Linked DNA regions of Mus musculus: all the other regions are linked to region 3. Evidence: chromatin loops called from intact Hi-C (ENCODE). Cell type or tissue: heart. All regions are shown on one strand.

The links. Peaks named below come from ENCODE experiments on the same cell type or tissue, not always from the same donor. Only the 100,000 strongest peaks of a DNase experiment are listed, where the experiment ranks them.
Region 1: it touches region 3 in a loop (3-fold over the local background); 14 of 42 quality-filtered maps call a loop at or near these places.
Region 2: a loop joins it to region 3, with 10 times the contacts of the local background. A loop is called at or near these places in 31 of 42 quality-filtered maps.

The regions. Positions count from the first base shown.
Region 1 is chr6:129,176,997-129,184,996 of GRCm38, forward strand. Clec2d (C-type lectin domain family 2, member d) reads left to right here and starts at 3,619. Exons shown (of 5, transcript NM_053109.3): 1 at 3,619-3,751; 2 at 6,096-6,221; 3 at 7,139-7,317; 4 at 7,782-7,888. The coding sequence starts at 3,685. In heart, CTCF peaks have their summits at 3,487 (motif pointing right) and 3,692; DNase peaks (open chromatin) are centred at 3,035, 3,705 and 4,875; H3K4me3 peaks cover 1,017 bases; H3K27ac peaks cover 931 bases.
Region 2 is chr6:129,062,533-129,070,532 of GRCm38, forward strand. No RefSeq gene overlaps it. Among named protein-coding and RNA genes, the nearest start is that of Klrb1f, 21 kb to the left of the region's middle. In heart, a CTCF peak has its summit at 4,666 (motif pointing left); no DNase peak of the experiment used is centred here.
Region 3 is chr6:128,850,839-128,858,838 of GRCm38, forward strand. The region is part of intron 2 of BC035044 (cDNA sequence BC035044); the gene reads right to left. Gm34849 (a long non-coding RNA gene) reads left to right here and starts at 6,195. Exons shown (of 3, transcript XR_378059.1): 1 at 6,195-6,420; 2 at 6,968-7,100. In heart, CTCF peaks have their summits at 3,406 (motif pointing right) and 5,540; DNase peaks (open chromatin) are centred at 3,493, 3,863 and 5,583; H3K27ac peaks cover 386 bases.

The DNA.
Region 1 (8,000 bases), 330 kb after region 3:
AAAAGTAGAGATGAATATATTGTAATTGTTATGATTATGATTATTAGAGAAACTACATGTGGGTTTTCTGTGACCACCATAAGCAGTAGAATAACCATTCATGTGAAGCATGAAGGTCTAGTTTAGCATAACTCAGTAGCTGGTGATGATTCAGACTTATAGAGTCTGATACCAGAAAGATTATTTTAGGCATATTTAAACACAGCCCAATTTTAGACAAACATTTTCTAGTGGCAATAAACTCAACCCTTCATGCACAATAAAGCTTAAGACATGACAACATTGAACTCTTTGCAAAGGACTTGTGAGTTCTTTCATAAAGGTGGGTTTTCTATATTGACTACATGTGACATCTTAAGGGTCTGGGAAGGATCTGGTGTGGTTGTGGTCATTCAGGTAGTGCAGAGGTCACCTTATTATCTATTAACCACTTCTGTTCCCATTTGTAAAGTACAGGTGACATCTCCCGCCTCTACCTCCTCAGTGCCTGGATTGTAGGTGTTGTGCCTCCATGTCCTTCCAAGTTTTTATTCTTTAACCAGCCCGATTACCATAATCCTAGCACTTCACATAAGATGTCACTTTTCACACAAATTTTAGATCCATTCACTATGTTGGCAAGCAAGAATGGAGACTGGGGCCAGTTCATGAAATAGGTCCTAACAGCTTTTGCACACAACTATTTCTCTCAAAAGGCAAAGATCATATTCCATATATTTTTCTTAAGGATCATCTTCAGAGCCTGGGAAGATGGCTCAGTCAGAAAAGTGCTTGCCACATAAGTGTGAGAATATGAATTCTGTCCCTCTTTACCTACATAAGAAAGCTGGGCCTGGTAACATGAGCTGTAAACTCAGTTTCAGATAGGTAGAGACTAGTGGGTCCTTGGAGTTTGCTGGTTAGTTAGCCTAACTTAATCTGTGAGCTCCGGATTCAGTGAGAATCTGTCTTTAAAACTACAGAGAACAATATCTTTCTTCTGAGGACAAGATATTGAACATGCTTCCAAGATGAATTAACTTATGCCAGGTATTCTCTTTCTCTCTTCCCCTTCCACTTTTTCCTCTTTCTCCCTCCCTCCCTCCTTTTCTTTCTCTCTCTCTCCTCCCCTCTCCTCTCCTCCCCTCCCCTCCCCTTCCTTCCCTCCCTTCCTTACTCCTTCCCTCTCTTCTTTCTTTCTTTCTTTCTTTCTTTCTTTTCTTTCTTTCTTTCTTTCTTTCTTTCTTTCTTCCTTCCTTCCTTCCTTCCTTCCTTCCTTCCTTCCTTTCTTTCTTCTTTCTTTCTTTCTTTCAGATTTATGTGTATGTGGGTGCCTTCAGACAGCAGAGGCAACACGTCCTCTGCAGCTGGAGTTATAGGCAGTTATGAGCTACACAGTGTGGTTCCCAGGAACAGAACCCAGGGGAATTCTAATTGCTGATCTAGGAAGTCCTAGTTTTGAAAAAGTAGTTTCTACTCAGAAGTTGAAAAAGTGCTAATATTTTATAAAGAAATACTCCTATATTTGCATACGTTAAAGAGTTGACAGCAGCTGGTGAGGTAACACAATCACAAAAGAACTCAAATGATATGTACTCACTGATAAGTGGATATTAGCCCAGAAACTTAGGATACCCAAGATATAAGATACAATTTGCAAAACACATGAAACTGAAGAAGAACGAAGACCAAAGTGTGGACACTTTGCCCCTTCTTAGAATTGGAAACAATCATCAATGGAAGGATTACAGAGACAAAGTTTGGAGCTGAGAGAAAAGGATGGACCATCTAGAGACTGCCATATCCAGGGATCCATCCCATAATTAGCCTCCAAACAATGACAGCATTGCATACACCAGCAAGCGTTTGCTGCAAGGAACCTGATATAGCTGTCTCTTGTGAGACTAGGCCGGGGCCTAGCAAACACATAAGTGGATGCTCTCAGTCAGCTATTGGATGGATCACAGGGCCCCCAATGGAGGAGCTAGAGAAAGTATCCAAGGAGCTAAAGAGATCTGCAACCCTGTAGGTGCAACATTATGAACTAACCAGTACCCCGGAGCTCTTGACTCTAGCTGCATATGTATCAAAAGATGGCCTGGTCGGCCATCACTGGAAAGAGAGGCCCATTGGACACGCAAACTTTATATGCCCCAGTACAGGGGAATGCCAGGGCCAAAAAAATGGGAATGGGTGGGTAGGAAAGTGGGGGGCAGGGTGTGGGGGACTTTTGGGCTAGCATTGGAAATATAATTGAGGAAAATATGTAATAAAAAAAAGAGTTGACAGCTTTCTTTCAAAACTTTAACCAAGACAAATTAATAAGTAAGTTACAGTTGTATTTTTTCAAAGGAGATGGACTCAGGGCTTAAAAGCTCTTGCCACATAATCCTGACCATCTGGCCTGGATCACAGGAGAACAGGGCAGCAGGAGAGGACAGACTCCTACACATATGCTGTGGCATAGATATGCCCCGCTCAAGAAATAAAGTAGTTTTTTAATGGGCCAAATGGGTAACTCTCCAGTGTTTCAAATAGTTGAATGTGACTATTGGATATAAATATTTATTACGCAGTAAAATCTGTTTGGTTTTTTTGATCTCCCCAGGGTTCTCTGTTTCCCAGAACTGTTGCAGGCCTGTGATAAGAAAGGGTAAGAGGTTCAAAGCTGTTAAAAACAATGAATTCATGAAATTCTTAGACAAATGGATGGATCTGGAGGATATCATCTTGAGTAAGGTAACCCAATCAGGAAAGAACACACATGATATGCACTCACTGGTAAGTGGACATTAGCCCAGAAGCTCAGAATCCTTTTTAGAAGGGGGAACAAAATACCCATGGAAGGAGTTACAGAGACAAAGTTTGGAGCAGAGCCTGAAGGAAGAGACTGCCAGAGACTGCCCCACTTGGGGATCCATTCCATAAACAACCACCAAACCCAGACACTAGGCAGATGCCAACAAGAGCCTGCTATAGCTGTCTCCTGAGGGCCTTTGTCAGTGCCTGGCAGATACAGAAGTAGATGCTCACAGTCATTCATTGGACAGAGCACAAAGTCCCCAATGAAGGAGCTAGAGAAAGTACCCAGGGAGCTAAAGGGATCTGCAACCCTATAGGTGGAACATCATTATGAACTAACCAGTACCCCAGAGCTCTTGACTCTAGCTGCATATGTATCAAAAGATGGCCTAGTCGGCCATCACTGTAAAGAGAGGCCCATTGGACTTGCAAACTTTATATGCCCCAGTACAGGAGAACGCCAGGGCCAAAAGTGGGAATGGGTGGGCAGGGGAGTGGGGGGGGGAGGGTATGGGGGACTTTTGGAATAGCATTGGAAATGTAAATGAGGAAAATACCTAATAAAAAATATTAAAAAAAAAAAAAAAAGAAAATCCCTGTGACCTCAGTAAGGTCAGCTTGAATTATGTTTCTAAATCAGAGTGTGCTGAAAGAGAAACGAAACACAAAGTAAACCAGAAGCAAACAGGAAAGTCAGTCTCCAGATGGCGCCAGTGTGGCTCCTGACCTTGAAATGCGTTTCCCAATGAGATTTTGTTAGGCCCTGAGCCAACCAAGCGTGTGTGTATGTACAGAAAGGAGGAGCTACAGGATTAGCTAAATACTGAAACCTCCCCACGTATTTGTGCCTCTCAGCTTTCAAGTTTCAATCCTGTAGTGGAAACTCAGCTCCTCAGCTCTGAGATGTGTGTCACAAAGGCTTCCCTACCTATGCTTAGTCCCACAGGCAGCCCGCAGGAGGTAGAAGTGGGTAAGTATTCAATAGTATTTGAACCAATGGGAGGGGCAGAGAGGAGTTTCAAACAGGGCAGGAAGGCAAAAGAGTTGAACCTTGAACAAAAGATTAAGAACAGAAGGGCGTCTGTGAGCCCGTCACTGTGGGTCTGCAGAGCAGGAGAATGCAGTCGGGATTAGCTATGAGGTTGTTACATTAGTTATTCTATCGGAGCATACAATACTCGAATAGTTCTCAGGCAAGAGAAATGAGCAGCGAGTCACCTTCTAACTGCCAGAGCTGTAGCCACAGCGTTCTCGCTTTGTACTTAGCTTGCTAGTCCACTCTTCCCAGGGATCTGGTAAGTTACAGTCTGGTGGATTACATCAAATTGCTGTAGTAAACGTTTGCTTTAAGTCCCTGAGTGAAGGAAACTCAGACAACAGCTTTGCAATGTGCATAGTGGCAGAAGTTGCCTGGGAAGCTTGGAGCTTGTGTTTTGCAGATCCATTGTAATTAAAATAGAATTGTAAGGGGGTGGCTTGGGGTGGGGTGGGGGTGGGGGGCGCTGAACCTACTCAGGACCAAATCCTTTCTGTTTTGAGCTCTTGATAAGTTACAGAAAAAGAATATAATGGGGTTTCCTACTTAATTCTTCAGAAAGGAAGCAAAATTGTGTTTCTTGTGTTTCAAACTGTCTATGCTCCATTATATTGTGTTCCTTTATTTTCCTTTTCCCCCTCATTCCTGTTTCTTCACATTAATTTTTTTTTTTTTAATTTGTGGAAAGACTACTGAATTTTGAGAAAGTAAGATTGACATCTATCAAAATACAAAATTCCCAACAAATGCTAATGTTTATCACTTAAACCAAGTATTCTGAAATAATAATAATAATAATAATAATAATAAATTATAATAAATTATTATTACTGAGGATGATGATGACTGACTGACTGATTGATTGATTGATTGATTCTTTGGCAAAGTCTCATACTTTACCCCAAGCTGGCCTGGAACTCCTGCTCCCTCTGCCTCAGCAGGGTTGACTTTTTAAAATCAAATACACAAATATTTAGCCATTGGAAACATTTCCTGAGAATGTGGAGCTTCTGTCTCAAGTGCAGCTGTTGCATAGCTAGCTGCAGGCATTTTGAAGCCTGTCTTGTGAATGTGGAGCTCCTGTCTCAAGTGCAGCTGTTGTATAACTAGCTGCAGGCATTACACAACTTCACTCCTTTGAAGCAGTAGCTTGTTTTATCATTGAAACAGTTTTTAAGTAAGCTAAAAACCAGGCCAGCAATACTTCATTTCTTTGGGTTTTTTGAGAGATCATTTCCAACATTACTTTTAAATAAAGACAGGAAAGTTATGTTCAAATTGTGCTATGGAACACATTCGAATTTAGAAGGAGATCTGTGTGTATACAGCAAAATTCCTGTTTACATATTAGAAGGAAACAGACAGTATCAGAATTATACTGGTGTAAACACAGAGGATTATCTGTAAATCTTACTCTTAATATCATATAAGAAATGCTGGTGTAGAACTCTAAATAAATAAAATTACCATTCTGAGTTTTTGAAATGCCCAATAACCATAAATGTGTTCCTTTAATTCCTAACTTGTTAAGAGTTCTTGTTATTTTAGACTAATATTATTTTTTTCACATGATTTTGGTAAGCTTGTTAAAATGCTCCCATATTTTTATCCATTAGTTATGTCAGTGTGTTCTATTACATTTATGTGCCTTTATTAATTTATTTACTGACTAGGTTCTCTGAGACTGATCCTTACATAGTCCAGGTTGAGTTCAAACTTCTAATGTAGCCAAGGCTAGTCTTGTACTCCTGACTCCAGCTTCTGCCTCCCTAGCACTGGAAATATAAAAGTGTACCAACCTGTTTGTCTCGTTGACTGGAGCAGGAGTTACACAGGTGGTTATGAGGTGCCCCTTTAGGAGCTGAGATTTAGGAGCTAACTCCTGTCCTCTAGAAGAGCAACAATTGATCTTAACTCCTCAGCCATCTCTGCAGCCTCCTGCTGATCCCAGTCTGTCCCCATCCTTGGCACTCAGTGTTATTCTCAGTCCTAGCCAGTCTATTCTTAGGGAGCAAAATCTATGAATAGCTTGGATGTTGTTTGCTTTCAGCCTGATCTTCACTCTTTCTGTTTCTTGTTTCTTCATTGGCCCTTTGTTCAATGACTGGAAGACTCCATGTTTCCCTTTCATCTAGTCTTCTGTGAGCATTAGACATCATTTATAAACCAGGACCTTCTGTGAAGGGGTTTGCAATGGGTGAATACAAGCCAAATCTACAGATAATTCTTTTTCTTTAAATGTTTTTTGAGATTGGTGTTCTCATATTTATATTTTCAGGTAAAATTCTCCAAGGAAAAAGGCACGGAACCATCTCCCCTGAGTCTTGTGCTAAGCTTTACTGCTACTATGGAGTGATCATGGTCCTCACTGTAGCTGTAATTGCTCTTTCTGTTGCTTTGTCAGGTAAGTGACTTATTCTCCAAATTATGTGACACTTTGTCCACATTCACAAGGTCAGTTATACTTACTGACCACTGTGACCCAGGCATTGTGGGAAGGGCTCTGGAGAAATCACACTGGAAATTCCTGTTCTCTGGGAACTTAGGTTCTAGCTGGAAGGTGCAGTGAAGGAACACACAGTCTGTGGTGTACACAGGAGTCTTGGCTTGGCATCTGTGAGAAGATGACATTCAATAAGCTCTCAACTGAGATGTCAGGGACATAAATCTCCTTGGGGAACTGTTCAAGGCAGAGAATAAAGAGAGGAAATTTCAAAGTAGGAACCTCAAAGGTGAGGACAGGGAAGAGTAATATGGCCAGGAAGATACAGTGCCTCCCACCATGACCTAGTTTAGTTACCAGGCTAAACTGAATTTTCAAAGTATTAAATGGAAAGTTTCTGAAGTAAGAAATTTATAGGATTTTAGTACCACAATATCAGAATAGTGCAATACAATCTTGCACTGTCCTCTTAAGTATTTGAAGTCATCCTTTAGTGCAATGTGTCTGCACCGTATATACTACCTACACAAAAGTTCTCACAGCAATCTCAATTATCAGGCTGGGTGTCAGTAGGTGTCCCTACAGAGTGCTTGCTGCTGTAGCAATCCCTACTGTAGTCAATGGTCATCCAAAAGCTCAGAAAGTGATATAGAAGTGATATAGTGTTATAGAAGTGCACTTCCTGGGAGCCCTACTGACAGTGAGCACCTGAGAGAGAATGGGACACAGGCCCACGGTGGGAGGCCTTTAGTTAAAGGCCCATCAGATCAGTTAGGAAAGCTATCATCAGATTCACACCTCACAGCTGAGCTCAGGAGGGTGTGCCAAAACGAGAGAAGACCTGCTTGCCATGATCCATTGTATTCTCTACATTTTAGCAACAAAGACAGAACAGATCCCAGTCAACAAGACCTATGCTGCTTGCCCGCAAAACTGGATTGGAGTTGAAAATAAATGTTTTTATTTTTCTGAATACCCAAGTAACTGGACATTCGCCCAGGCCTTCTGCATGGCACAAGAGGCCCAACTAGCTCGGTTTGACAACCAGGATGAGCTGGTAAGCAATGGGCAGGGATTGGTTTGTCTGTCTGTTCTGTTGAATATTATATTGCCTTGAGATAGAGAGTTACAGATGAGGCCTGAGGAAGGATCCCATCCCAAGCACATGGAGACATAGGGAATGTGAGTGTGTGCCATTTGCTGATGCTTGACTTCTGACTGGAGCCCTGAGACAGTCAAGAAACTTTCTCTCATGAAGTGTTCATAGTCAGTTGGAAGGTCAGATATGCCATTTTACTGGATACCTGGTGGTCATCAGTGTTTTCCCATATGCTGGCACTTGTTGTGTACAGAAGGAAGCAACTGTTAATAACTGCAATGGGAGGTTAACCCAGAACTGAGTAATGTGACCCTCAGTTACACCCTCCTGTTATCTCTAGAGGAATCTGTGGAGTGGAGAGATTCCAGGATCATCTGAAACAAAGAGACACATGTATTCTTGGTTTTTGTGTTTTATGACAGAATTTCCTAATGAGATACAAGGCGAATTTTGATTCCTGGATTGGCCTGCACAGAGAGTCGTCAGAGCACCCTTGGAAGTGGACAGACAACACTGAGTATAACAACACGTATGTTTTCACAAAGTTTTTCCTTCTATTATGTTCATGTGTTGTGATATGTGTGAGTTGTGGCTATGGGAGATGAAAGGCAGTGTCATGTGAAGCCAATTGTACTGGGAAG
Region 2 (8,000 bases), 210 kb after region 3:
GAAATTGTATCCCCGTGCATGCTATTTAGTGCATTCCCATGCACACTATTAAAGTCTTACCTTTATTTTCAAAATCTAATATTTTAATGTCAAGAGTTTAATAAATGCTTTATAGTATCTTAAAGGGATCTACTTATTGGCTTATAGATTGATCCTAAAACAGCTACCTTATTAGAAAAGGGAAAAACAGGTTTTCTCCACAGAACGCTGCAGAAGCATATTAGTAAATTCGTGTGACGAGCTGGTAGGTAAGTTGACTCATGTCCTGATTGAATTGACTAAAAAACTAAATTAAATTCATGTTTTAGATCCATCCTTACTTGTCATTTTTCCAGTTTAGACTAGCTTCTAGCCTTTTAACTTTATGGCAATAGTACATCAGAGACTGTATATTCAGACTTAGTAAAATTAGTCATTTAATAGAGTCATAATGATTTTTCTCCTTTCTTCAGTGTGACCAGCCATTCTAACTCAATCTTAGACTGGTCCTAATATTCAGTCCAATGTTAGAGATTCCTATATTCTAAATTACCTAGCAAGTTAATTCAGAGCACATCCCCCACTTCCCCTAGATCCCTAACCTCAGAAGGATTGCTGGCCTTACAGCTAGTGGAAAAAGCTATTAAAGAGCAATTGGTCACTTAATACATTGGTAAAATAGAAGGACCCCCTGACTAACGAATAGAAGGGTCCAGATCCAGTTCTAATTTGGGGTAGGGACTCAGTTTGTGTTTTTTCACGAGATGAAGATAGAGCGCAGTGGCTGCCAGATAAATTAATTTGTTAGATGAACACAGATTCTAAATCTTCTAAAGTATCACCTTGAGGACTAAAATTCCTCTTTTGCTTAAAAGTCGGCTTGAGGACTCAGGCTCCGAAAAAAGCTACTCTCTGAGCCAGCTCCCGACAGGAGGCCGGAGACTAGCCTCAGCTTTACAATTTGCATTTAAATAAAGTACCTAGAGTTCCCCAAAAGAAGTTCTGCTTTCCTACTTTCTCACTGTCCGAGATTTTGTCTTTCAAGCAGGTAAATCAACATTCTCGAGGCAGACCAGCGGATGTGCATCCCCGCGCCCCTAGAGCACACAGGTGGCTGCTGTTATCTCCTTTCCAAGGACATTTCCAGCACGTGGTTTTCAGTCTGAGTTAAAAATTTAGGTTTACCTAGAGGGCTAGAAGAGTAGATATTTCTATATTAATAAAGATTGGTTTTTATTTTGATAGACAGGCTTAGCCCCTTAGCTGACCTCTGGCTTTTCACCCTTGCTGTTACTGCAAGGTGTCCTTAGGCTGTGGAAAAAACAGGGATGAGGAGGAACGACTTCCAGCTCCTATTTTAGCCACAAATCGTGGTGTTACTAACGACATAATTCTTGCTTAGGCTTTGCTAATTCTGAGGTTGATAATTCTCCTTTAGGAGCTGCACAGCACTCAAAACTGTGCATACTGGTTTGTGATTGTACAAATTCAGTATGGGCACCGCTTGGTGCAGAGATACTGCAAGGGAAGGTCCGGCTTGACCATTTCTGAGTTTCCTGTGAGATAAACCCGGTTTGAAAGAGGTTGGTACCAAATTTTGGTTAAAAATAAAAAATATTTTCCGGCTCTACCTCGCCTCCCCAAAAGATACCCAGAGCCACATGTGTGGGTTTTATCAATACCCACGGGAGGAATCGGGTCCATGTCCACCCAAGCCAAGGTTAAAAGCCCACTCATCTATGGATGAGAAAATCATTTGATCACCTCAGTTAAGCGTTGCCTTATTTAACTTAATCAATAGGGGGGAGAGAGATTGGAGACGTACTATTGAAAGGGCAAGCCCTTCACTGCCTCCCACCCAAATAAAAAAGCCAATTGGCCTTGTACTACAAGAGCCGGTCGAACTCCTTCTCCCTGTTTCCCACCTATCATTCAAAAAAGCGGAGAAATATCAACTTAGTGTTATTATAGTGTATTTCACATTTGTTCAGTCAAACTTAGCCAGAGTTCCAACGCCCTACTTAAAATTCAACTAGAAAGTTACCTACCAAGTACTAATTAGCATTATAAAGTCAGAGCCTACAGCTCCAGGCTTTTCAGTTAGTTGTTTATTAAGAAAGGACAGTCTTAGCCAGATACATTTTACCATAAGAAAAGTTAAGGAATCCCACAAAAGCAGGTTTTTTCTTTAGCCCTAGATTCCAGGCAGAACTATTGAACATAGATAATTTTTCCCCCTCCTGCCAGCTCTTTCTTTTTTTTAAGTTTTGTTAATAAAAGGGAGGAAATGTAGTCTCCCCTCCCCCAGCCTGAAACCTGCTTGCTCAGGGGTGGAGCTTCCTGCTCATTCGTCCTGCCACGCCCACTGCTGGAACCTGCGGAGCCACACACGTGCACCTTTCTACTGGACCAGAGATTATTCGGCGGGAATCGGGTCCCCTCCCCCTTCCTTCATAACTAGTGTTGCAACAATAAAATTTGAGCCTTGATCAGAGTAACTGTCTTGGCTACATTCTTTTCTCTCGCCACCTAGCCCCTCTTCTCTTCCAGGTTTCCAAAATGCCTTTCCAGGCTAGAACCCAGGTTGTGGTCTGCTGGCCGGACACAACAATACTCCAGATATGTACTTCTGCCAACCAACAGACTAAGCTTTCCTGCATACTGCCTATGCCTTAGGGTGAGATCTCCCCCCTTTTCCTCGGATCTTTCCCTCTTTCTGGGATCTCTCCTCCTTTTCCTGGGTTCTCCCCCTTTTCAGGGCCTTCTTACTGGCCTTGGGACTCCTGTTTCTAACTATTGGGACCATAAACCTAAAAGATTCAAATGTATTTCCAAGGTAAAATAATTCACCCTCTCCCCCAAATAAATAAAATAAAATAAAATAAAATAAAATAAAATTCCCCTAAACTACTTAACATTACCTGTGCCCTTAGTCTGTCTGTCCCAGCAGTTTTCAAATCAACTACAGACTGCTCCAAAACTACAGCACTAGCACCAGCCATTCTTTGGAATCTATATCCTCGTCCAGTTTCACAGACTACATTTTCCTGTGGTACAGCAAGTGAAACAGCCTGCTCTTCCCAATTTAGCAACCCAGCTTCTTTGGGTCTCTTAACAACAATGCACCAATTTCTGCATGACTCATTCAGTAAGAACAATGCCTACCTAACATGTCGTGACCCAATAATAAAACAAAAAACTTGTAATGAAGCGGCACTCTGTTCAGCTTGAGCATGGGAATATGTCTTTAACAGCCTTCCCCTTCTCCCCATTCATCCTGCCTTGCTAAAAATTGTCACAGGATTTTAACCAGCCACAGTTATGAAACTATAAGGTTAGAATAATTGGGATAAAGCTTTTTATTATTATCAATTGGCTCTGAAATTATTGTATTGGCATCTTGTAAATTTTGATTTTATTGATATATAAATCTGATTGGTTAACTATAAGCATAACAGTTTTAATTCTACCAGATAATTGGGTGATGTGATGGCAGACTGTGGGGTGCTTAGGGCTTTGCATAGTAGCAAGAGGAACTGGGTGGGTGGGAGCCACCGCAGAGTTGGCAGGGTGAGAGACCATTGAGTGAGATGGCCTGCGGGAGCCCTGTGGCCCGTCAGTTGCTGGTACTAGTGCAAGAACATGTCAGTTCACATTTTTAAAATTTCCTACAACACAAAGTCACTAGATTATATTCACAAATCTAGCTCCCAAGATCTGTTTTCTTCTTTGCTAACTGACTTCTCCTGAGGCTGACTAATAAGTTAAAGTTATCAAAATATTGAAGTCCAGAAACCAAATTCCCACTTTGACTGACCTAATTAACTTGTCTGATCAAAATTAGACACCTCATTCTATACTGTTTTCCCTTGTAACTTTATAAGCTGCCATTTTCCTATGGGCTGTATCTGTCTCTTTTCTATACAGAGAGAGTTCTTTGTCCCACTCTTTGACAAATATCCCTTGACTATCTATCTCCCCTGTCCCCATTCTCTCCTTTCATTTGTTCTCTTCCCCTTGTCCTTCTTTTCCTATCTTCTGTCTCTGTTACTTATCTCTGCTTTCAATCTCTGGGACAATTCACCTTAGTGCTGAGAACTTGGTCTTGGAAGTCCTGAGCCATATTTTGTCTTTCAAGGGCCACATCTTTCATCTCAGTCAGGGTACTGTGGGCACAGGGTAGGACATAACAGATGGGTCATTACCATGCCCTTTGTTCTATGGATAAGAGTGATATGGTCACTATACTTTTGGTTGTCCTATTCTGTCTCCCTGTGGAAAAGGCCTAAAACCCCTGTGTTAGGACTTTAGTCATGGAAATTAAGAAAGATTGGAACCAGGGAGCTCATAGACAATCTATCCATTGAGACTCAACCCACCTTCCAGGTAGATTTATGTAAAATATTGCATCCAGAAGCTATTGGGGAATTGTTTGCTCAATCCTGTGAAGGAGAATACTCCTGGGGATGTGGATCCACTGGTGAAGAGAAAGGGCTCCTGTTTATCCAGTACTATGCCTTCCTGTCTGACTCTCTCTGCCCCCTAGCCCTGAGCTGCCAGAAGCCAGGCAAATATCATTGTTCTTGATGCCATAGTGAAATTGAGTCCTCTTGGGGACCCATTGATCCCTTTATAGTGATATGAAGGAAACCATCAGCACCCTCTTGTGGTCATAAGCAGTACAATCCATTGATCCCTTTATAGTGATATGAAGGAAACCATCAGCACCCTTCTGTGGTCATAAGCAGTACCATCCAAAATCCATAAAGGTTAGGGCCTGGCGTGAAGCCAAAGATCATTATCTAGAAGCTGGTAGAATATGGGGAGTCAGGTTATACCTAAATGGTCCAGACCCAGGCAACAAATTTACTATTCAAAAGAAAGCTGCCACTGGAGTCATCCAGCCTATTGGTCTAAACAAACCTATCTTGTTACCACTGAAATATGAACCTGTGAGGAGCGGGTGTGCTGGCAGTCCCAAAGGCACCAGGGACTGCAGCTAAGTCTTATGACTTGCACCTGACTTCCTCACCTGAATATAAGCCACAACCATCGTGAGAGCTGCGCAGGTGTACCAGGATACTGGTGAATCCATTTTGATGGAGATATGCCCCTGCTGCCCTGATTAGCTGAAGCTGCGTACCTGGTGAGGTGGCGTGGCCTGCTGTGCGTGGATGGGAACTGAGAGTATAAAAGAGTGAGAGGCCCAGGGTTCAGGGGAGATATAAACAAGGGAGAGATATAAACAGGGGAGATATAGAGAAAGAAGAAACAGGACTGAATAAACGTGTGCAGATGGATCCTGTAGCAGCGTCGTTCTTCCTGGCCAGTTGGGCATGCGCAAGAAGTGGTGCCGAAACCCGGGACCCAGGACAAGGGGACAAGAAACATCTTCAGGCACGAGCGAAGACCCCCTGCTACAGGGAGGATTCAGAACTGCATCACGAAGAAGAAGGGGTTAATAAAGGTTCCCGTAAAACAGACTGTTGAGAAGGATCTGGCGTGGATTCAGAACTTTCAGCAGTCAGTGGTTGCAGGCAGGGTAAGTTCAAGGTAAGTGAAACTTGCGACCCCAGGAGTTTGGGGAGGACCTCGGATAAAATAGAGGCAAGTATAAAGTTGCCAAGAAGCAGGCACAAGGTAACGAAAGGTTCCTGGTTTTGGGACAAGTTAAGGGTCACGGTTTTGGGACAAGTTAAGGAACTAGGATAACCTCAGTATAGTGATCAATAGATCCTCGCTGTGTAGTTATGCTTTTTTTCTCCCATTGACCCTTTGTGGGTAGGTCTGATAGTTTTGGTCTTGTTTGTTCTGATATATGGACTCTGTTACTGTTTGAAACTGTGTGTAGAGGCAGTCAAGACAGGTCAGAAAATCCTTACAGAGCAACACGAGAGTATGTCGGAAGAGGAGAAGGGCTTAAAAAGAAAAAGGAAAAAGAAAGGAGACACAGTGTTATCAGGTGGACAGAAAGGACAAAATAAAAGAGCTGAGGCAGAGGAGGAAGGCGAATTAGCTTCTGCTCCCCCTCCCTATGCGTCCTCGTCAGCCGTCTATGGGCAGACCTTCTGTCCGGAGGTCTGGAAAGAGGTTAGACTCTCCTTGCTGGGATGTCCTATTTTCACTGACCAAGCAGGGCAGAGATATTAGGAGCCCATTTAGTGATTGCCATATGCAGGGATCCATCCCATAATCAGCTTCCAAACGCTGACACCATTGCATACACTAGCAAGATTTTGCTGAAAGAACCCAGATATAGCTCTCTCTTGTGAGACTATGCCAGGGCCTAGCAAACACAGAAGTGGATGATCACAGTAAGCTATTGGATGGGTCACACGGCCCCCAATGGAGGAGCTAGAGAAATTACCCAAGGAGCTAAAGGGAACTGCAACCCTATAGGTGGAACAACAATATGAACTAACCAGTACCCCGGAGCTCTTGTCTCTAGCTGCATATGTATCAAAAGATGGCCTAGTCGGCCATCACTGCAAAGAGAGGCCCATTGGACTTGGCAAACTTTATATGCCCCAGTACAGGGGAACACCAGGGCCAAAAAGGGGGAGTGGGTGGGTAGGGGATTGGGGGGGTGGGTATAGGGGACCTTTGGTATAGCATTGAAAATGTAAATGAGGAAAATACCTAATTTAAAAAAATGCCTTGGTAGAAATAATAATAAAAAAAAGTAATCAGGAATTTTGCTGAGTCTGTGCAGATGTACAGCTTAACTGCCTCCTATACTGTGGCTCAAGTAGAGGCCTTGAATAGACACTGTATGATGCAGTCAGATTGGGCAGGCTTGGTGAAGGCATACCTTTCACCTGGGCAGTATTTAGATTGGAAAGCCTTCCTTATTGAATTTACAAATGAACAGGCAGTGGCTAACTCTGCTGCAGGAAATCCAGCATGGGATAGGGATATGCTGCTTGGTCAAGGTCGATTTGCACAACAACAAACAGGATATCCACTGCAGGTGTTTGAGCAGGTGAATCACATTGCTATAAGGGCACGGAAATCATTGCCCAACAGAAGGAAGTTAATGAAAACTTGACTCTCATATTGACTCCCCAGATGGACACATAGGTGATTGAGGTTATGGTCTCATTACCACGAGGTATTGTGTCCATCTCCCCTGGGGATCGACCAGATCAGGTGTTGATGTGGGCGAGAGGGTCTGTTTGTGTGTTTCCACAGGACCAGATGGAACCTCTTTGGGTGCCGGAGAGATTGGTGAGATGCTGCAAGAATGAGGCTCCTGATCCAGTTGCCCCTGTGGATGTGGTGGATGGTCCCACAAGCACAAACGATGGAGCCGAGATGGGAGATCCTTTTGGTGTTCCAGAAGCCAATACCAGCTCGACATGACGTTCAAATTTTTCAATGCCTTTTTGATCCCTGAATTCCCCTTAAAGAGATAGTCCCTCTGGCTATCTATCCCTTGCTTCAGGGAAGATGAGTGGGGATGAGAGCCCTGGGATGTATGCTTGTTATAGTGTGTGTGTGTGTTGTGTGTTTGACACATGTGTTAGGTACAGAGTGTGCGGGCCCGCACTTTTGCCATAGTAGCGTAGGCTTTTGCTGCAGTGGAGGCGGGACAATCTCCTCAGATTCGGTTTGCTGCTCTAAAAGAAATTATGCTGCGTTATGCCATGGGTTGCGAGGCTAAGCACTGCACAGAGGATAGCTTGCTGTTGGCATCCTGTGGAAGGCATGTCTGATTGCATAAAGGTTCAGTGTCCTAGTTCCCTTCCCCCAGGAAAAACGACATGGGAGTTGGCCAAGACCTCTCTGGGTGATGAGCCCAAGGGATGGTTTTGTGTAGGGCCCCTATGCTTGCACACTGGGGATCAGACCTCTACCTTCACCCATGAGACTTGCTTGCAGCAATTAAGATCTGGCCATAGATAAATCAACATCCTGGCCTTTTGATGCACCTGCCGCAAGCAAAACACAATCTCCCCAGGTGTGGCTTGGCATGATAGAGAGGTAGTCAGTGATAAGACTCCCTGGGCATGTCACCAACC
Region 3 (8,000 bases):
CGGAGTTCTTCCTTTTGATTATGACTAGCCATGTTAAAAAGGGACTGAGATTTGTGTGTGTTGTCTGCTATCCTGAGGAGCAAAGGGCAAGATAACTTTGGTAGCTGGAACCTTTCCCAGACCCAGTTAACCTTGTTTGGTGTTTAAATAAGGTAACTGATGTGAGCTAGCTGGGTGTCAGTCTTTCCTGGGAAGGTTGGGCCCCTCTGCTCCTTCAGAAAATGAAGGCTTAGCATCTTGTTGAGCTTCTCTGTCTATGGCTGCACCTACGACCAACATCAATCAATAGCACAGGGACACCCTTGCTACTCTAGACTTGACCTGCTCAGACTTTGTTAATCAATGACAAAAGAATTGCTGCTTTGGGGTTACAGTGAGCTTGTGGAAATAAAGATAGATGAGAATTTTTTAAACTAGATATAAGTTTCAAAAAAGAAATACATAATCAACAATCCTGTTGTAATTTCCCCTTGTGTAACGATTTTGATCTATTTTAATATGTTTTTGTGGTGATTGCTCAACTTGTGGCTATGAGGTAACTTTCTTTTTAGATAGAAAACTTTTTTAAAGGGGTACAAAAGAGGGTTAAGAGAAAAAAAATAAATCGCTGGAGCCTGCTTTTGCTTCACCCACTGTGTGTGTGTTTGTTTGTGTGTGTGTGTGTATGTTTGTGTGTGTGTTTGTTTGTGTGTGTGTGTATGTTTGTGTGTGTGTTTGTTTGTGTGTGTGCGTATGTTTGTGTGTGTGTTTGTTTGTGTGTATGTGTTTGTGTGTGTGTGTGTGTTTGTTCGTGTGTGTGTTTGTTTGTGTGTGTGTTTGATTTCCCTCCTTTTCTTTTCTCTAATCGCTGGCTGCATAGGCAGCAACCCTCGTTGGTCACTATCTGAACTGACCCCCCCACATCCACCAGCTCCTCTCAGCACTAACCCCAATCGCTGAGGATACACCTTGCTGCCTGACTTGATTTATCCTGTGGTGTCAAAGCTGGCCTTTGACAACAAACTAAAATAGATTTCCAGCTGTGGTGGCCCATGCAAAACCACAGAGGGCTGAACTTAATCAATGCTAAGACAGGAGGACAGAGTGTCGCTTTGAGGAGAATCAGCTCGACCTGGGGAGAGTGATGTAAGTGATTGTTAGAAGGAGTTAAACGCAGAGAAAAGGCAGGCAGTGCTTTCTGGAGGGACACCTGGCTGCTTGGGGACTGGGGATCACACTTTCGGATGGCCAATCATTGCAGTTGTGCTAACTTTACTGTTTGGTCCCTGCTTTTCAGCTGTTTCACCAACTTCCTCACTCACAGCATCGCTATATTCTTCATGTTCCAAAACCTAGCAGCTTTTATCTAACCCCAACATGGCCACCCTACCTTTGAGACCCAACAGCAGCCTCCCCAAATGGTGTCTGCTCTCTGTCCTTTTTCTTTTTCACCTGACCGGAGTTGGGATATTTTGGGTAAGAGCCTGGGTACTGAAAACAACGTATTCTGCTTCCAATCAAACCACAAACACAGCTGTATCTTCCTGGTAGCCACAGATACACACAGACACACACACACAGAGACACACACACAGACACACACAGACACACACAGACACACACAGACACACACAGACACACACAGACACACACACACAGACACACATAGACACACACACAGACACACATAGACACACATAGACACACATAGACACACACACAGACACACACACAGACACACACACAGACACACATAGACACACATAGACACACACACAGACACACACACACAGACACACACAGACACACATAGACACACATAGACACACACACAGACACACACACACAGACACATATAGACATGCACACACCAACACCTATGTCCCCATCCCCTGTAAATGTGTTCAACCTTCATGCCATGGAAAGTTTGGGCCCCTCTCTATTCCAATAAAGCAATCTCAGCTTGCTGGTATCTAATCTCTCTTCTCTCTCTTCTCTGCCTCTCCTCTCCTACAGTGGCAGTGTGCTCTTCTATCAAGTCCCCAGAGTCACTCTTCATTGTGAGCAGAAGCACAATTCTCACTTCAAAGGGAATAAGCATTTACTCTGGAGACAAAATGAGTGACTATGCCCAGAAACACAGATTTAGATTACCCAAAATAGAGCAAAGGAAGCCACACCCAAAGACACTTGTCAAGCACATCGGTGGAGATGTGAGAGACATGGTTACAGTAAAGTGGGAGCCGTTGGTATAGGCTCAGATGTTACCTGGTGATGCTCTCTGTTTTTGGATCGGTGGAAGCTACCTGTCTGTTAATATATGCCAAGGAGAGCTAGTCTTCTGAGTTATTCGATGGCGAGAAAGGTCAGGGACAGAGGGGAGCAACAGTTATTGTGAGGGCTAAAGATGGAGGGCTGGAGAGATGACTCCTCTCCAGGGAGATCTGATGTTCTCTTTTGACCTTCAGGAGTACCAGGCATGTACAAGGTACACATACATATATACAAGAAAAGCACTAATGTGCATAAAATAAATGGTTCTTCCTTCCTTGCTTCTCTCTCTCTCTCTCTCTCTCTCTCTCTCTCTCTCTCTCTCTCTCTCTCTCTCTCTCATTTTTTCTAGAGGTCTAAAGTGGCTCATAAAAGTGGCTCACAGCATTTCCAACCCTCAGCGGCCACTAAAGCTCTAATCAGCCTTACAGAAGTTTATGTGGAAGTCTCTGCTTCTTTCCAGAAACTTTGATTTTCACAGGCTTGAAAGGGGCTAGCAATTACTGTTCACCCTTTTTTGAAGTTGTTATGCTTCTGGGTTGATTCCCACAGGACATCAATTTTCACTAAATGTCACTGTAATGAGTACATTCTCGAACTGGTTCATTTCACTAACAGGAGAAATAACCTTTCCGATGTTGCTGAAATCCCAGGAGAAGTTGAGTCCCCACCCAGGGGACTGAGACCTCTTCTTCATTACTCTCAGCTTGAGGAGATCGACTTTGAGATCAGTCAAGTCACCATTTCCCAGCCATAGCCTAAGAGGTACCGGGTACCTTTCCCAGGTCCAGGGCCCCGAGAGCCTCTGCAAAGCTGTGGCCTTAGCAGGGCGAGCCTGACTATTCCAGAACACAGACCAGGTCTTTGCTTCAGAGAGCCTTTGGATTTGGAGATGGCTTTCCAGGGTTTCCCCACCCACCACAGTTCCACCGCAGGCTATCAAGTGAGACCCAGGCTATCACGTGAGACGCTGCATCACAGGCCTTGGGTCTCCAGCAAGGCTGGGGGTGGGGGGCAAACACTGAGTCTAAAGCTGATCCTCAGTCATCCTTGGGGTATCTGCTACACACTCTATCTAAATTGGGGCTGTCTCAGACCATCTGTCTTTCTTTGTTCTGTGACTTGGTCATTAAAATCCCTTGCACAATGTGTATAAACAGCCACCAGGGGGCACTCATTACCATAACATCCTTCGTGACCCTAAAATATTCTGCAGGTGTATAGACCAATAGCCTGAACTTCCCCATGTACAGGTCTTTTGGGAACTGCACTCTCTCCTCTCTCCCACTCCCCGTGAGCACAGGGCTCCAGGTGCCGCCTAGCCCTGCCCTCCTCCACCTCACCGACTTCCCTCTGTCCAGTGTGACCTCAGCATTGTTAGCAGCAGAAGCAGCAGTACTGATTGTAATGATGATGGTGAATGACTTGGCCTGCTCATTTAAAAATGCCCGCCAAATCCTTGCAGCCAACCATTGGACTGAGCACGGGTCCGGGATGGAGGAGTTAGAAAGGGAGCTGAGGGGGTTTGCAGCCCCATGTAGGGAGCAACAACAGTGTCAACAGGCCAGACCTCCCGGTGCTCTGGAGGAGTACCAACCAAAGAGTACACAGGGAGGGATCTATGGCTCTGGCTGCATATGTGGCAGCGGATGGCTTTGTTGGACATCAGTGGAAGGAGAGGCCCTTGGGCCTGAGGGTGTTCGATGCCCCAGTGTAGGGGAATGCCAGAAAGACGGGAGTTGATGGTTGGGTGGGGGAGCACCCTCATAGAGGCATGGGGAAGGGGGATTGGATAGGGGGTTTCAGAAGGGGAGACCTGGGAAGGGGAAAACATTTGAAATGTAAATAAAGAAAATAGCCAATTAAAAAAAAAAAAAAAGGCCCGCCAAGCTGTCAGGAGGAAAATAATCATCACGTGACTGGTCGCCATCTTGACTTTGGCATAAGGAGGGTGGAATTATAGTTTCACTCCCATCTTTCTTAAGGGCCACAGCACAGGTGCAAGGAAGTAGGTCTCCAAAAGATACTTTTAAATTGAGATAAGATTTATGGTTCTAGGCTCATAAAAGCTAGTATAGCTAAGAAATACAAGTTGATAGCCACTAACCTTATAAATAATCATATCTTTTCATTTGTTTGGAATTATATTTAAAGTCATGTTGAGAACTGATGCAGTTAATGATTAAAACTTTATTTAGCCTCCTGTTTTATGTTTGCTAGATGTACAGTTTAGAGAAGATAACTAGAAACAGACATAGATTCTAACCCAGATATGCCTAGTAGGTTCTAGCACTCAAACCTGTCAGAGCCCTGCTGAATATGGCATTTAAAATCTTAAAGTTAAGATGCTTAAAATGACAGACTTCCAAATCCTAGCAATGGAACTCCAATGTCTCCAAGAAGTTATGGACACAACAAGAAGGGATTCTAGCTGGATTGTGGCAAGATAGCCACTAAGAAAGATTGCTCAACTGCCTTGCCTGCTCCTGAGGCCTGGCCTTAACTGTGGACAAATAGGGGCACTGGGCATGCCTTGCATTACTTAAGTCAAAGCAAGATCAGTTTCCCCAGTTCTTCCTCCACAGGAAGGCCTCTCAGATTAGCCCGGCCTGGCAGCTAATGATTAATCTGTCTCTGTGACCTGTGTCCCCCCACTAAGCCATGGACATCACAGGATCCTAGTGGGGTGATTGTCTGGGTAATGGGTGAGTCAGTCAGTCATTTTAATTGAGACATGGGCCATTTAGATTATAGTATCCTTCTCAGGTCTTTGAGGGGTCTGAACCCAGTGATCAACAACCTGTGTCTCATGGTAAATAATTGGATAGGAAAAGTTTATGTAAGGTCTGGGAATATGAAAGCTTCCCAAAAAGTAAGGGTCTAAGAAAGTGTTTAAAGGTCTAAGAAGATGTTCTGAGGTGGGTAAATGCAAGTTTCGAAGGATTTATCTTTTTGTAAACTTAAGAAGGTTCTTGTAAGCTTCCGGGAATTTATTTGAATCTACCTCTCACTGGACTGTCGACTAACAGTCTGTTTCTTCCTGCGGATGGGATCTATCCTGGGACCTGCACCTCTCCTCCAACTCCCAAGACCATGGGCCTAAGAGTTTGAAATGTCCACCCCCAAAAACGTTTTTCTCTCTAACCTTTATCTTCTGCCCCTAACTTCCAGGTGTTCTCTCAGAATCTGCATCCAGCAAAGCTCCAAAACAGTTACCCACAGGTGCTCTGGCCCAGCCTCACAGACTGCTTCAACTGAGCCTTCCCGCTCTTACCCACAGATGGTCCCACAGCCTGGACAACAGTGAAGCAAGCAGTTCCTCCTCAGACTTGGCCAGCATCCCAGCCCTTTGTTCACACCCCATAACTGCAGAGCCCTAATGTCAACAGGAAGCCCTCAGACAATTATGCTGCTGACTCTCAATCATTTATAACCTACAAAGGGCTGAAATGTTTGGTTTCCGGCCCAGGGACAAGGGACCGAGGCGCATGTTTTACATATCCAACAAACCCACCTTTAATATAATCTAATCTGGTTTATATGGGCTCATTTCACGGGCAGAGGAATAATCGATTACAATCCACTTAAGCTCATTTTTTAAAGAATAAGATTTATAGATAAGTTATCTATATTTCTTTTTTTTTTTTTTTTTTCTTTTTTTGGTTTTTTTTCGAGACAGGGTTTCTCTGTGTAGCCCTGGCTGTCCTGGAACTCACTTTGTAGAGCAGGCTGGCCTCGAACTCAGAAATCCACCTGCCTCTGCCTCCCGAGTGCTGGGATTAAAGGCGTGTGCCACCACCGCCCAGCTACAAAGATTTATTTGTTATCATTAAGTACACTGTAGCTGTCTTCAGCTGTACCAGAAGAGGGTGTCATATCTCATTACGGGTGGTTGTGAGCCACCATGTGGTTGCTGGGATTTGAACTTAGGACCTTTGGAAGAACAGTCAGTTCTCCTAACCGCTGAGCCATCTCTCCAGCCCCCTCTATATTTCTTAAGAAAGTTTCAGAGCATCCTTTCCTTCTTATGAGCTACTGACATGTTCTGAGGAAATTCCTCTTGTGCCTGTCACCATCTCAGTCCATCTCTCTTGGCTTCTTTGTCTTTTGCAGCTTTCATATACGGCCAGACAAGCTGACACTGCTTTGATTTACCATTCCACTTACCAGGTGAGAACCATATTCATGACTGCCCAGACATCTTATACCTGCCATCTTCTCTCCCTTCAGGGCTTGGGATTAGTCCACTCCACTGTGGACCCAGCATCTGCTATTGTCTGCATTGACCAGACACCATGATGGAGGGATTTGCATTATCCCATCCAATGCATCTGATCAAACCCTTTAAACTTTGTACTATATATGCCCTTTATAATATATATGTCCTTTATACTATATATGCCCTTTATACTATATATGTCCTTTATACTATATATGTCCTTTATACTATATATGCCCTTTATACTATATACCCTTTATACAAATATGCTTTTTGTACTATATATAACCTTTATACAATATATACCCTTTATACTACAAATACCCTTTGTACTATATACACTATATATAATATAAATGTACCCTTTACACTATAAATGCCTTTTATACTGTACATGACATCTATATGAGATATACCCTTTATACTATACATATCCTTTATATGTGTATATATGTACTTTATATTTAATACTTTATACCTGTCATCTTACCTTGACAGAAAAGTATGTGAAGTTGCTGTAATTAAAAACCATTTTTGCAAGTCTGCCTGAGGCAGATTGGGTGCTCCAGACCCCCTCTCATACCTAGAGACAGCCTGACTTCTAGGAGTTCCATCATAACTACGATCACAGGTGAGACCCCCTTCCCCACCCTAATACCTGGCCTAATTGGGTCCCCACAAGGCCCAACAGATGCAGGAACTATTTCCCTGCTGGAGGCTCATCTTCCTTTCTGTCCACAATTTCACCTGAGGCAGACCAGGAACTCCAGCTCACTTGGCCCGCTAACCTGCTCATACCCAGAGAAAGCCTGGCTCTCAGGAGGTCTCCCTTAACCAGGGTCACAGGAGATTTGCTGGAGCCAGGGACACAGGAGGCCCTCCTAACCAGAGACAGCACTGTTTGCCTCCCAGAAGGCCTGCTGACACCCATCTTACAGAGAGCTACCTTCCTACAAGGAGGGACAGGCTAGTCAAAGACAGCAAGGCCAGTTAACACCAGAGATAACCAGATAGTAAATGGTAAACACAAGAACATTAGCAACAGAAACCAATCCCACTCGACACCATAAGAACCCAGTTCTCCCATCACAACAAGCCATGGATAACCTAACACACCTGAAAAGCAAGATTCTGACCTACAATCACAACTCATGAAGATGATAGAAGACATTAAAGAGGACATTTAGAACCATGTCTTCAGTGTCTGTCTTCTTTTGCTGGAGTCTCTGGCACAGTGAAGAGTCTGAGGATGATGATGACTCTGAAGTAGGCTTGAAGGAAGGGGCAGGTGTGGATGTCTCTGTCTATGGAAAAGGGCTGGCACAATTAGCTGGTCTGGCACTATAGAATCCTGTAAATATATAAACAGAGCTTCTCCCGGAAAAACATCCAGTCTTTTATATTATCCAGTTAGTAGGTTTTTATTTTATTAGGGACTACGAACGTTTAAAAAATGTACTTAAAAAATTAAGTATTATAAGAAGATGAATAATTATGATTTCATTTTGTAATTTAGATGTCTATATCTTTT